Regions from separate parts of the Homo sapiens genome. Here region 1 is linked to region 2. A link is a contact called in ENCODE Hi-C or POLR2A ChIA-PET data. All regions are on one chromosome and are shown on one strand. The core of a region is the stretch at or near the end of the contact, and the rest is flanking DNA. Distances in the headings are between cores, read along the strand shown.

What was found. Hi-C counts contacts between places; a loop is a spot of excess contacts on that map. ChIA-PET counts read pairs that join two places held with the same protein, here RNA polymerase II (POLR2A). Pooled maps may share reads with other maps.
Region 1: a map of B cell shows a loop between it and region 2 (5-fold over the local background). The contact joins the promoter of LINC02090 here to the enhancer-like site in region 2. A Hi-C loop is called at or near these places in 4 of 168 maps with a recorded cell type or tissue (B cell, GM12878, OCI-LY7 and 1 more), 37 of 37 single-sample maps with no recorded cell type and 8 of 50 pooled maps. POLR2A ChIA-PET finds 5 or more read pairs at or near these places in 3 of 52 experiments (GM12878, OCI-LY7 and activated B cell).

What each region holds. Positions count from the first base shown.
Region 1 is chr17:16,985,155-16,990,801 of GRCh38, forward strand. It overlaps LINC02090 (long intergenic non-protein coding RNA 2090), which reads left to right and starts at 3,175. Exons shown (of 3, transcript NR_146886.1): 1 at 3,175-3,369; 2 at 3,761-3,896; 3 at 4,955-5,022. RefSeq lists enhancers at 1,835-2,665, 3,298-3,517.
Region 2 is chr17:16,945,252-16,951,464 of GRCh38, forward strand. TNFRSF13B (TNF receptor superfamily member 13B) reads right to left here. Exons shown (of 5, transcript NM_012452.3): 3 at 3,487-3,732. Among named protein-coding and RNA genes, the nearest start is that of TNFRSF13B, 24 kb to the right of the region's middle. RefSeq lists enhancers at 302-825, 826-1,349. Within about 2 kb of position 2,345, at least 2 of the 41 ENCODE cell types and tissues checked have a DNase peak (open chromatin) inside an H3K27ac peak, as active enhancers do; they include B cell and OCI-LY7, where a contact is called at or near this core.

The DNA.
Region 1 (5,647 bases), core at 1,925-4,424, 41 kb after region 2:
TGTTGGAAACCTAAACCCCAATGCAACAGTGTTAGGAGGTGTGGTCTTTGGGGAGGTGTCAGGTCAGGAGGGCTCCACCCTCAGGAATGGATTAATGCTGCTATAAAGAGGCTTGTGGGAATGGGCTCTCCATTCTCCTGCTCTTCCACCATGTGAGGGCTCAGTTCATCCCTTTTTGTCTTTCCACCTTCTGTCATGTGAGGATCCAGCAAGATGGTCCACACCAAATGTTGGCACCTTGATCTTGGACTTCCAGCCTTTAGAACAGTAAGAAATAGATTCCTATTCTATGTAAATTACCCAATCTCGGGAATTCTGTTACAGCAGCACAAAATGGACCAAGGCAAATATTGGTACCCAGAATGTGGCTGCTGTAACAAACGCCTAAAAACGTGAAAGCAGCTTTGGAACTGAGTAATGGGCAGAGGCTGGGACAGGATGGAAGTGCATGCCAGGAAGAGCCTGTATTGCCATGAACAGCCCATTGAGGGTGATCCTAGTGAGGGCTCAGAAGAGGACAGCTGTAGGGAAAGCTGGAATCTCCTTAGAGATTACTTGAGTGTTCATGAAGAGAATGCTGGTAGAAATATGGACAGTACAGGCCATTCTGATGAGGTCTCAGATGGAAATGAGGAACAGGGTATTAAAAACAGGAGGGAAAGTGATACTTGTTCCAGAGTGGAAAAGAACTGGGCTGAATTATGTCCATGTGCTAGGACTTCATGGAAGGCAGAACTTAAGAGTGATGAACTATGACTAGGCACAGTGGCTCATGCCTGTAATCCTAGCACTTTGGGAGGCCATGACAGGAGGATCATTTGAGGCTAGGAGTTCAAGGCCAACCTGGGCAACATAAGAAGACCCTGTCTCTACAAAATTTTTAAAAAATTAGCAGGCATGGTGGCATATGTCTGTAGACCCAGCTACTCAGGAGGCTGAGGCAGGAGGATCACTTGAACACAAGGGTTCAAGGCTATAGTGAGCTATGATCGTGCCACTGCACTCCAGCCTGGGTGACAGAGTGAGACCCTGTATCAAAAAAACAAAAAAAAAATTGAAAAATTAATGAACTAGATATGTGGCAGAAAAAACCTCTAAGCAGCAAAGTGTGCAGGATGCTGTACATCCTCTCTTAGCTGCTCATAGTAAAATGCGAGAGGACAAATGATTTAAAGACGGAATGTATAACCACAAGCGAAGCAGAACACAAAGATTTGGAAAATTCTCAGCCTGGCCGCATAAAGAATAAAAAGGTGTGTTAAGGAGAAAATACCAAGGGTATGGCCAAGAGCCCATGTGATAAGGAGATGAGTATGGCTAGAAAGAAGCCAGGTGCTGTTCATCAAGACAGTGGGAGAAAGACTCTGAAGGGATTTGAGAGATCTGGATGACTCATCTCATCATAAGCCCAGGGCCCTTGGAGCTTGAGGGCAGAATGATTTGGGGGGATGGGCCAGGGGCTGGCTGCCTTGGGTCTCTACTCCTTGTGTTTTGGCACGATGCTCCTTGGCCACCCCAGCTGTGGCTCAAATGGGCCCAGGTGTGGCTTGGGCTGCTGCTCCAAAGGGTGCAAGCTGTGAGCCTTGGCAGCATGCATGTGTTGCTAATTCTGCAGGCACACAGAGTGCAAGAGCTTTGGGGGTATGGCTGCCTCCCCTTGAATTCAAAGAATGCCACAGAGGGATAGCCCCCATTAGGGCAATGCCCACCAGAATTGTGAGGTTGGGTCTAAAACTAAGACAGGCCCTAAGTACCCGGAGTCATCCTTGACTTCTCTTTCTCTCCCTGTCTCCTTCCCTTCCACCAATCCATTAGCAAACACTGTTGGCTTTACGTTCAAAATATGACCAAAATCATCTGAGCACTTACCACCTTCAGGCCTGCTTCAAGCCACCCCCTACCAGCCCCTTCTCAGAGGCCCCCCCACCCCCAGGTGCCATGTACTCTGTTAGCACCTGAGCCACAGCTGAGCCCTCCACTGCCCAGGAACCTCTGCCACTCCCCAGCTGCTCTGACTAAACACTGGATCTTTATAATGGCCCTGGGCCTTGAACCTGGGCCTTCTCTCCCTGAGCCCTCTGCCACTCTCCCCTGCTCACACCAGGCCAATGCTGACAACTTCCCCTCTGTGCTGTTCCGCTGCCTGGAATGCTCTCTGCCCAGATGTGTGCTTGGGTGACTGCTTGCCTCCCAGGAAGCTTGCCCAAATCTTGCCTCCTCAGTTAGGACAGCCCCGGCCATTCATCTCAAAGGCAAGGGGCACAGAGTATGGGCTCAGTACACGTATGGGGGAGGAGGGAGGGAGGGAGGTGGAGAGGGAGGAGGAGGAAGGGAGGAATGCACAGGCCATTTCATTCCAGCGAGAACAGGTCACAAGGCACACCCAAAAGCAACCCGGGTGGTACAAAACTAAAGATGACCGAAGGCCACCATGAACAGGCGGGAGAGGGCAGCTCTGTTCATCACCCCTGGGGCAGATGTGGAGACTCCAGATGTGTCACATCTGGACAGCCCCTTCTCTGCCCCTTCCTACCCCCTGCCCCGCCCATCCACCAGGGGTTCAAGACAATACAGGAGACAGTTGTCCTCCTCCCAGGACCCTGAGAATGGCTGGGGCTGGGGAAGATGCTCAGTGGCCTTTGAAACTCAGCTTAATTTTGCGCCAAACGGGTGACCCTGCCACCCCCATGAAAAGGCAGAGCACTAGAATGAGAGTCCAGACTATGGACTCTAGTCCTCTTGATGTCCCAAGCTCAGCATGTGACCTCAGACTAGGCACTTAGCCTCTGTGGGCCTCAGTTTCCCCTTCTGTCCAAATCAGGGGGGTTGGAATGTGGTCACCCAACTAAAAGCCCACTCTATACACTGAGCGTCTACAAATACAAGGAACACAGAGTTGATTTGTTAGGAAACCCATCACGTCCATCCTGACCTAGATGGGTTTCACTCTGACGTTGTGCAGTCAAATGCTCTACCCCTGAGCTACACCCCCTACTCTGACGTTGTGACCGCTGCACCTGGGCTGATTGTACCCCAGACCAGGGGCAATGTCACCTGGCACCACCCTTTCCCACTACTCTTCCCTCTCGAGAGAGACTGGGGTTTCACACAGAGCAGTCGAGCCCCATAAATAGCAGCTGGCCACTCACAGGCCAACCCTCCCAGGCCCCAAAAAGGAAGTGAGAGACAGGCAGACACTTCTGTTCTTCCTGCAGAAAGTGCTGCTTCTGCAGTGACTCGTCAGATGCTCCCCAGAGCCCAGCACAGACCCGGCTCCACCCACTTCTGTGGGTTGGCCAGATGAGTGAGAAACACAGGCACAGCCAACGAGAGGGAGCTGAGGCCGGACCCAGGAGTCTTTTTCCTATGGTAGGGGATATCTCTGTGTGAGGAAGCCCCATGGGGAGTCCTTGGGTGAGTTGCCAGGAGGAGGTGACTCAGGATAAATTCCCTTAGGAGGTGCCTTCACTTCTAGATCCAAAGAGTCATCCCCTACCTCCTTAGGGTAAAACTAGATTTTGAGTATCACGGTGTTTGTGGATAACCTGGCCCCAGTGAGTCCCCTTGCAAGGGCCTTTGGAGATGCTTCTGCACATGGACACTAGGAGCCATGAGCAGAGACAGTCCCTGCAGCAGCATCTGAAACCATGAACCCCAGGAAGACAACGTGGCACTGTTTTTGTCAGCCCTGCCTACGCTTTGCTAAAGTCTGTCCATTCAGCTCTTTTTCATGTTGACCGCACCACTGTTTCCTGCCCAGGTCCTGCCTGATATAGTAACCGGGAAAGGGATGAATGTGATGCAATGTGCTCTTGTAATGGAGCATCACAGAACAGGTCAAAGACACAAGCCACACAGCAACGAGCGCGGACAGGCAGGGCAGAGCACAGCTGCACGTAAGTACATTTTAAACACGGACCCCAACATAGCACTAGACATTGTTCATAATGCCTCCCTACATATGTAAAACACAAAAGTGGATTGGAGACACACAGAGGGGAGACTGCAGGCACCTCAGCCTCTCATCCCTCTTCTCATCAGGCCATTTCTGCTCTGCACCAGCGGTTCTCAACCAAAGTGCTTCTGCCTTCACTGTCAGGAGACATGTGGCCATGCTGGGGACATCTGGGGTGTCTCAATGATGGGGGTGGGAGGGATTGCTACTGGCATCTGGGGGTAGAGGCCAGGGATGTTCCCAACCATCCTAGGATGCAAGGGACAGCCCCACCACAAAGCAGGTGTGGCCCCAGCTCGTTCACAGCTGTCTACTTCCTCCTGGCGTAGCTGTGCAACTTGTACAACCACAAGCAACACGTATTTGTTTTACAAGGAACTCACTGGAGACAGCACCCAGTCTGAGAACTTTGTACTATGGAAGGGTTTTGTTTTTGAAAACCGAAATTACAGAATAAATTACAGAGAGAGAGAGAGCAAGAGCGAGAGCGAGAGAGTAAGAGAGAGAGAGAAACTTCACCATATGGGTTCAAATGAGCAACCTGGGTATTCTTGGCTCCTGGTGGAAAGGGAGGTGCTAATCTCAGGTGGGCCCACCTGCTGTGGCATGGGGCTTGGTTTTGAGCTGCTCCTTCCACTCCTGGCACAGGAGGAGCAGATGTTTAGGGCGGCCACGTGACTAACTGGGCAGCCAAGACCAAGACTCCTGTGCACGCTGAAACTCACGTTCTCAGTGGAAAGGAAAGATCTGCTGACCGCTCACTCAGGATGAGGGGTGTGGTGAGTCAGCCGTGGGGCCTCTGTGTGGCCCAGACCAAACAGCTGGTTTTGGGCATGGCAGAAGTCAATGAGGCAAGGCCCTGATGGGTAGCGCTGACCTGAGTGCTACCTGGCTAAAGCCAAGGAGGAGCCATGCGGCAGAATCCGTTCATGCAGCTCGCATGCTACAAGTGGCTGCTAGTGTCTTGTGGAGATTTAAACTTAAAATCTTGCTTCTCAGCCCCATCAGGTACATTTCAGGTGCTCAGCAGTGCACTTGTGCTTTGTGGCTGCCTTCTGGACAGCATGGATGCAGACCGCCTCCAACCATCCCAGAAAGTTCCATCACAGGCACTGAGCCAAAACTGGCCATGGTGATGGAGCTGCCAGGAGGGCGAAGCCCAATCTCACTTTGGTCAACATGGTCAACATGTCAGGGAAGGGTATCCAGGGACAGGTGCCCAGGGGCGGGTGCCCAGCTGCAGAAAGGTCTTCAGGGAACCTCCCTGCTCAGAGGCACTCTCTCAATGTCATCTCCTGCCTCCCAGCCCAATCACACTACATCCTGTCTTGGCTGCTCTCCTCCACTCTGCCCCAAGCCTGAAGCCATCTGTCCTTCCTCTAAGCTCCAGGAGTCTCTGGGAAGTGTTTATGGGTTAACTCTGTTGGAATGCACAGGGATTGCTCAGAATAAAGCTCACCAGCCTTTGTTGGCCTGGAGGCCCTGCCTGCCCTGCCTCTACTGCCTCTCTGTCCTCCCCCCTGGCTCTCTCCACCCCAGCCTAGGTTCCCCAAACACATCAGGCAGGGCCTGCTTGCGGCCTTTGCAGCTGCTGTTCCCTCTGCTCAGAATGCTCTTCCCCAACGCCCCCGGTCATCCCCCTGCCCCCCACTGCTTCAGTCAGATATCTCAAATATCACCTCATCAGAAAGC
Region 2 (6,213 bases), core at 1,095-3,594:
TGGAGCCAAGATGAGGCTCCAAGGTTCTGCCCAGTGCCCTCTGGCAAGGGGGCTTGGCTGATGGTCACACACATGAAGTGGCTAACCTTGTCCCAGGGGCAACAGTTCACCGCCAAGGAGCAATAGCCTGCAGACGCCACTCTGGGTCATTTTGCTGTTGCAGAGGGGACAAACTTTGGAACCCCCAGACTGTGCTCAAATCCCAGCTCACTCACGCATTCCCTGTGTGACTGTCAGCAAGTCACTCCAAATTTGAGACTCACTCTCTAGATCTGTGAGGTGGCTAGGAATGACCCACGGGGGAATCTGTTGCATCAGAGGTGGGCAATGTTCCAGGTTTGCAGGAAGTTTCAAATGCATCACTGGATGCAGGGAAGGTGCGCAGGTGGCCAGACACCAGGGCGGCAGGCATGGCCCCTCGCATCTGTGGCTGGGCTCTTCAGCCCCTCTGTATCCACACCCCCTCCATGTGAATCTGCACTTCTTCCCCTCAGGAGAGGCTGTGCTAGATTAAAAATGGCCTTGAATTCACCATGGCTACAGGTTTCCCCCCTCCCCCAGCTTGCTCCTTCCACCAAGAGGTGGCGTCTGTTTCCCCTCCCCTGAATCCGCTGGCACTGTGAATGGAAAGAAATGCAGCGGTGGTGATGAAGTGTAAGTTACCAGCCTAGGTGGCGAGAGGACTGCGTGCTACTGTCTGCTGCACTCCTGTATCGTCATGAGATGGACGCACCTGGCCAGCCCACTTGTCCCAGGAGGAGGATGAGAGGCACATGGAGCAGAGCCAGCCTGGCACAGCTGAGCCCAGCCAAACCCCTGACTCGGGAGAAAGCACACACCTCCGCATTTGGGGATGGCTTGTTAGGCAGCAGCAGCTAACTGACAGGAGAGCAGGAGATGCCAGGCTAAGCAGGGACAACAGGGTGCTGGGCAACCTCCATCATCAGGCACACAGGCCCTGCCCATGGGACCTTAGCCCTGGGACCTGGCCTCATGGAAATGATGTTATCACAGGAAAGTCACTGCAAAGGAAAGGAACCAATCAGCCCCAAGAAGAGCAGGACAGGCCGAGAGCAGGGCAGATGCCATCGCTAGTATTTATGGATCCACACGGCATCCCTCTTCTGTCCTTTCTGATGCCACAGAGCAGGGCAGGTGCAAAAAGAGGTGTTTGCTGGGATAGGGTTAATTAGATCATTTCTGATGCCTGGCACTTACCAGATGCCCAGCTCAACAGGACCCTTCTTGCCATGTCCAAAGTGGCCATCTCCAGCCATAAGTTTTTTCATTTTCTTTACTTATTTTTTATTATTTTTATTTTTATTTTTATTTATTTATTTATTTATTTTTTTTTGAGACACAGTCTCACTGTGTCCCTCAGGCTGGAGTACAAAGGCACGATCTTGGCTCACTGCAACCTTCACCTCTTGGGTTCAAACAATTCTCCTGCCTCAGCCTCCCAAGTAGCTGGGACTACAGGTGTGCACCACCAGATCCAGCTAATTTTTGTATTTTTGGTAGAGATGGGGTTTCCCCTTGTTGATCCGGCTGATCTTGAACTCCGAACCACAAGTGATCCGCCTGCCTCTGCCTCCCAAAGTGCTAGGATTACAGGCATGAGTCACCATGCTGAGCCTTCTCTTTTTACAATTTTTTTTCCCTCTGGCAGTTGTTAATGAACTACTTAAACATTTTAAGTGATACCTTTCCCTTCTCTTTCTTAGGAAGCCTCTTTTGCCTCTAAATGGAATCTGATGAATTCACAGCCAGATTCTAGCAGATGCACAAAGAAGAGCTGGTACCAATTCTACTGCAACTATTCCAAAAAATCAAGGAGGGTCTCCTTTAACTCATTCTGGAAAGCCAGCTTCACTCTGGTACCAAAACCTGGCAAAGACACAACAACAAAAAAAAGAAAACCACAGGCCGATATCCCTGAGGAACATAGATGCAAGATGGATTACAGATTTAAATGTAAGACCCTAAACTATAAGAATCCTAGAGAAATCCTGGAAAATACCATCCTGGACATTGGCCCTGGGAAAGAATTTATGACTAAGTCCTCAAAAGCAATTGCAACAAAAACAAAAATTGACAAGTGGGATCTAATTAAATGAAAGAGCTTCTGCACTGCAAAATAAACTATCAGTGTAAACAGGCAACCTACAGAATGGGAGAAAATGTTTGCAAACTATGCACCCAACAAAGGTCTAATATCCATAATCTATGAGGAAGTTAAACAATTCAAAAAGCAAACAACAAATAACCCCACTAAAAAGTAGGCAAAAGACATGAACAGACACTTTTCAAAAGAAGACATGCAAGCAGCCAACAAACATGACAAAATGCTCAACATCACTGATCATCAGAGAAATGCAAATCAAAACCACAATGAGGGACCATTTCACACCAGTAAGAATGGCTATTGTTAGAAAGTAAAAAAACAACAGATGCTGGTGAGGCTACAGAGAAAAGGGAACGCTTATACGCTGTTGGTGGAATGTAAATTAGTTCAGCCACTGTAGAAAGCAGTTTGGAGATTCCTCAGAGGACTTAAAACAGAGTTACCGTTCAGCACAGCAATCCCATTACTGGGTATATATCCAAAGGAAAATAAACCGTTCTACCAAAAAGATACATACACACGTATGTTCATCACAGCACAATTCACAATAGCAAAGACATGGAATCAATCTGGGTGCCCATCGATGGTTGGATAAAGAAAATGTGGTAAATATACACAATGAAATACTACACAGCCATAAAAAGAAAAATACGTTTTTTGCAGCAACATGGATGCAACTGGAGGCCATTATCCTAAGTGAATTAATGCAGAAACAGAAAATACCACATGTTCTCACTTATAAGTGAAATGCTAAGTGTCGAATACAGATGGACATAAAGACAGGAACAACAGACACTGGGGCCTACTAGAAGGGGGAGGCAGAGAGAGAGGGCAAGGGCTGAAAAACTACCTATTGGGTGCTATGCTCACCACCTGGGTGACAAGACCATTTGTACCTCAAACCTTAGCATCAAGCAACATACCCATGTAACAAACCCTACACATGTACCCCCGGATCTAAAAAAAAAAGTTGAAATTATAAATAAAATAATAATAGAAATAAATGGAGTCTGCAGCACTGGTGGAGGGCAGGTGGTGGCTGCTGCTCAGGTGCTCACACAGGTGGGTCTGCTGCTTACTTGTGCCTGTGCTTCAATGACTGGCACAGCCTCGGCAGCCTCTAGTGCAAGGCTCTTCCTCACACGGCAGGTCCTTTCTCCTGCTTTCTTCTTGTCCACAGACTTCTGGAAATGTTGCCTACATTGTTTTTTTTATCCTGGGATGATCTCCCTGGCTTCTGGCCATTTGCTTGGACTCTGGGCTTCATGCATTGTGGACTCTCCTGTTCTAGGCCTGGCATCAGGCCTCCCACGCTTTCTCACCCTGCGTGACACCATGCAGGTTTGCCTTGGGTGGCTTACCTGGACTTGCTTCTGAGCCTCTGTGCTCCAATCCTTGGTACCTTCCCGAGTTGTCTGAATTGTTTTCAACTTCTCCACTCCGCTGTCTCCTGAGCTCTGGTGGAAGGTTCACTGGGCTCCTGAGCTTGTTCTCACAGAAGTATGCACATTGCTTAGGGTGCTGTCCACAGATGGAGGCACAGCTGATGCAGTCCCTCAGGAGATGGTCATAGAACTTGCCTTGCTCCTTGCGGCAGCTGAGTGACCCTGGGAGAGAGAAATTCATGATACTGCTGGGTGACACAGACTAGCAGGAACTCTGGGTTTGACCACAAAGGACATCAAAGTTAAAAAAAAAAATACAGTAAAATTCCAGAAGGCAATTCCAGAGTAAGCCAAGTACTTTTACAATATACACATTGAAGACTATGCATTGTCCTCTAAGTACTATTTTAGCTGCATTGCATTTTGATGTGTAGTATTTTTCCTCTACCTAGATCAAAATGCACTTATTTTTCATTATTATCTTTTCTTTGACCTATGGGTTATTTACAAGTGCATTTCTTAGTTTCCAAACGTATGAAGATTTTCAGTTATCATTTAAAATTTAGATCTGGATTACATTGTTACATAAGACTTTTACTTGCATTTTTCAAGCCTCATCAAGGAGAAATATATTTCAAATCAGCATAAGGAAAGAAGGGGAAAAGCCAGAATCCTCTTTGACAAGCTGGGGGAGGGGGCTGGAAGGAAGGTGGAAAAGTTCACATGAATAGTGTTTCTTCTGTCTTAATACTAGATGAGAATTACAGCAGCTTACACAAGTATCAGTGCCAAGGCACAGAAGCCAAGGAAACTAAAGCCAAATCACACTTGCCTTAAGAGAGCACAGTGGACCCAACTTTGAATGCATAAAGAAACCTATTTGGAACAATCAATTATCTTATCTAAAGTCTCAGAATATTTCTAATTTTTTTTTTTTTTTTGAGAAGGAGTTTCGCTCCTGTCACCCAGGCTGGAGTGCAATGGCACGATCTCGGCTCACTGCAACCTCTGCCTCCCAGGTTCAAGCAATTCTCCTGCCTCAGCCTCCCGAGTAGCTGGGATTACAGGCGACCACCACAACACCCGGCTAATTTTTGTATTTTTAGTAGAGATGGACTTTCGCCGTGTTGGCCAGGCTGGTCGTGAACTCCTGACCTCAGGTGATCTGCCTGCCTCGGCCTCCCAAAGTGCTGGGATTACAGGTGGCATGAACCACCGCATCTGGTCTAGCCTCCGAATATTTCTACATGGAAGTTTTTACGTGAAAAAGGCAAGTTTCCTTTGTATTTAGAGTAAGGTATGGCTTTTGAGATGTCCTGACTTCGTAAATATGAATAAATAAATAAATAAATATGTATAAATAAAATATATGTGGCTCACACATATATTTTAAGGACACATTTTGGAGACAGTGCAGGATAGTGGATAAGAACCCAAATTTCAGAACCAAATTTCAGTTGGGGCCATCCCTGGCTGTACCACTTGCAGGCAGTGTGGTCTTAGCCTCTCCGTGCCTCAGTTTCCTCATTTCCAACATAGGGAAAATAACAGTACTGACTTCTTCGTAGGGTTGTTGGCAGAGTTGTAGGGCCCAGCACAGTGCCTGGCACATACTAAATGCTCACGTAATGGAAAGCTTAAGTAGAATATTCATTTGAGCCTCTTCACAAAGCAAACAGATCCGTTCTTGTGTCTTTGACAGAGTAAAGGAAGGAACTAAAAGATCACGGAATTGGGACCTTAGGGAAAACTCAGATGGCCCACATAGGGCCAGTGACCTCCCCTGCTCTGGCCCTGCCCTATCCCCAGGGCGCCCCTGAACCGCACAGAAACTGACACCTCCACTCTGCATCACACAGGGTTAGCCCAGCATTGGTGTCCTTGGGGCTTTCTGTGACCTCCTCCCCTGTTGCAGGTGGTGCTGTTGCAGGTGGTGCCTGAGTGCCCCAGCCCACTGACCCTCCCTGCCTGACCTCACACCCCTCCCTGCCTGACCTCACACCCCTCCCCTCCCCCGCCTGGGACTCAGTCCTCCCCACTGTGTTTCCCTCCTCTGAGCCTCTGCTCATAGTGCCCTTTCTTCCAGGTGCCCATCTGATTTCCGCATTCTGTGACCTCTTAACAATCTGCCTCTGATGGTGCTTCCTCTAGGGACACCTCCCTGCTCCCCAGCCCTTTAGCTGAAGGGGGTCTCTCCCAACTGTGGCTTTCTACCTTGACACATAGTCATTTCTCCCATTAGATGACACTGTCTTTGAAGGGCCACGGCAGATTCCTATTTCCATGGGGCTGGAGCACTCCATCTATGTTTGTGGGATGAACCAATGAATGTTCTAATTCATTAATGGGTAGTGGTTCAGGTCATGATTTAGGAGTCGGAGTCCTGGGTTCAAACCAGGATGTCGCTGTGACATCTCCACTTTTAAACTGGGTGATCTTGGGTGAGTCACTCAGCCTCTCTGAGTTCCCCGCAATAAGTATTCATGAAGGACTTACTATGTGTCAGGCACTGTGCTAGGCTCAAGTCAGACATGGTTCCCCTGCCAGGGAGCTCCCAGTCTAGTGGTTGAGTCAGACATAAAACACATACACATGAAAGAACAAAACAGCAAATTGTGGTAAGTTCTATCAAGGAAAAGAACAGGTTATGAAAAAGAACAGCAAGCAACGAATAATTTTCAAGACAATCAGGGAAAACTGGAT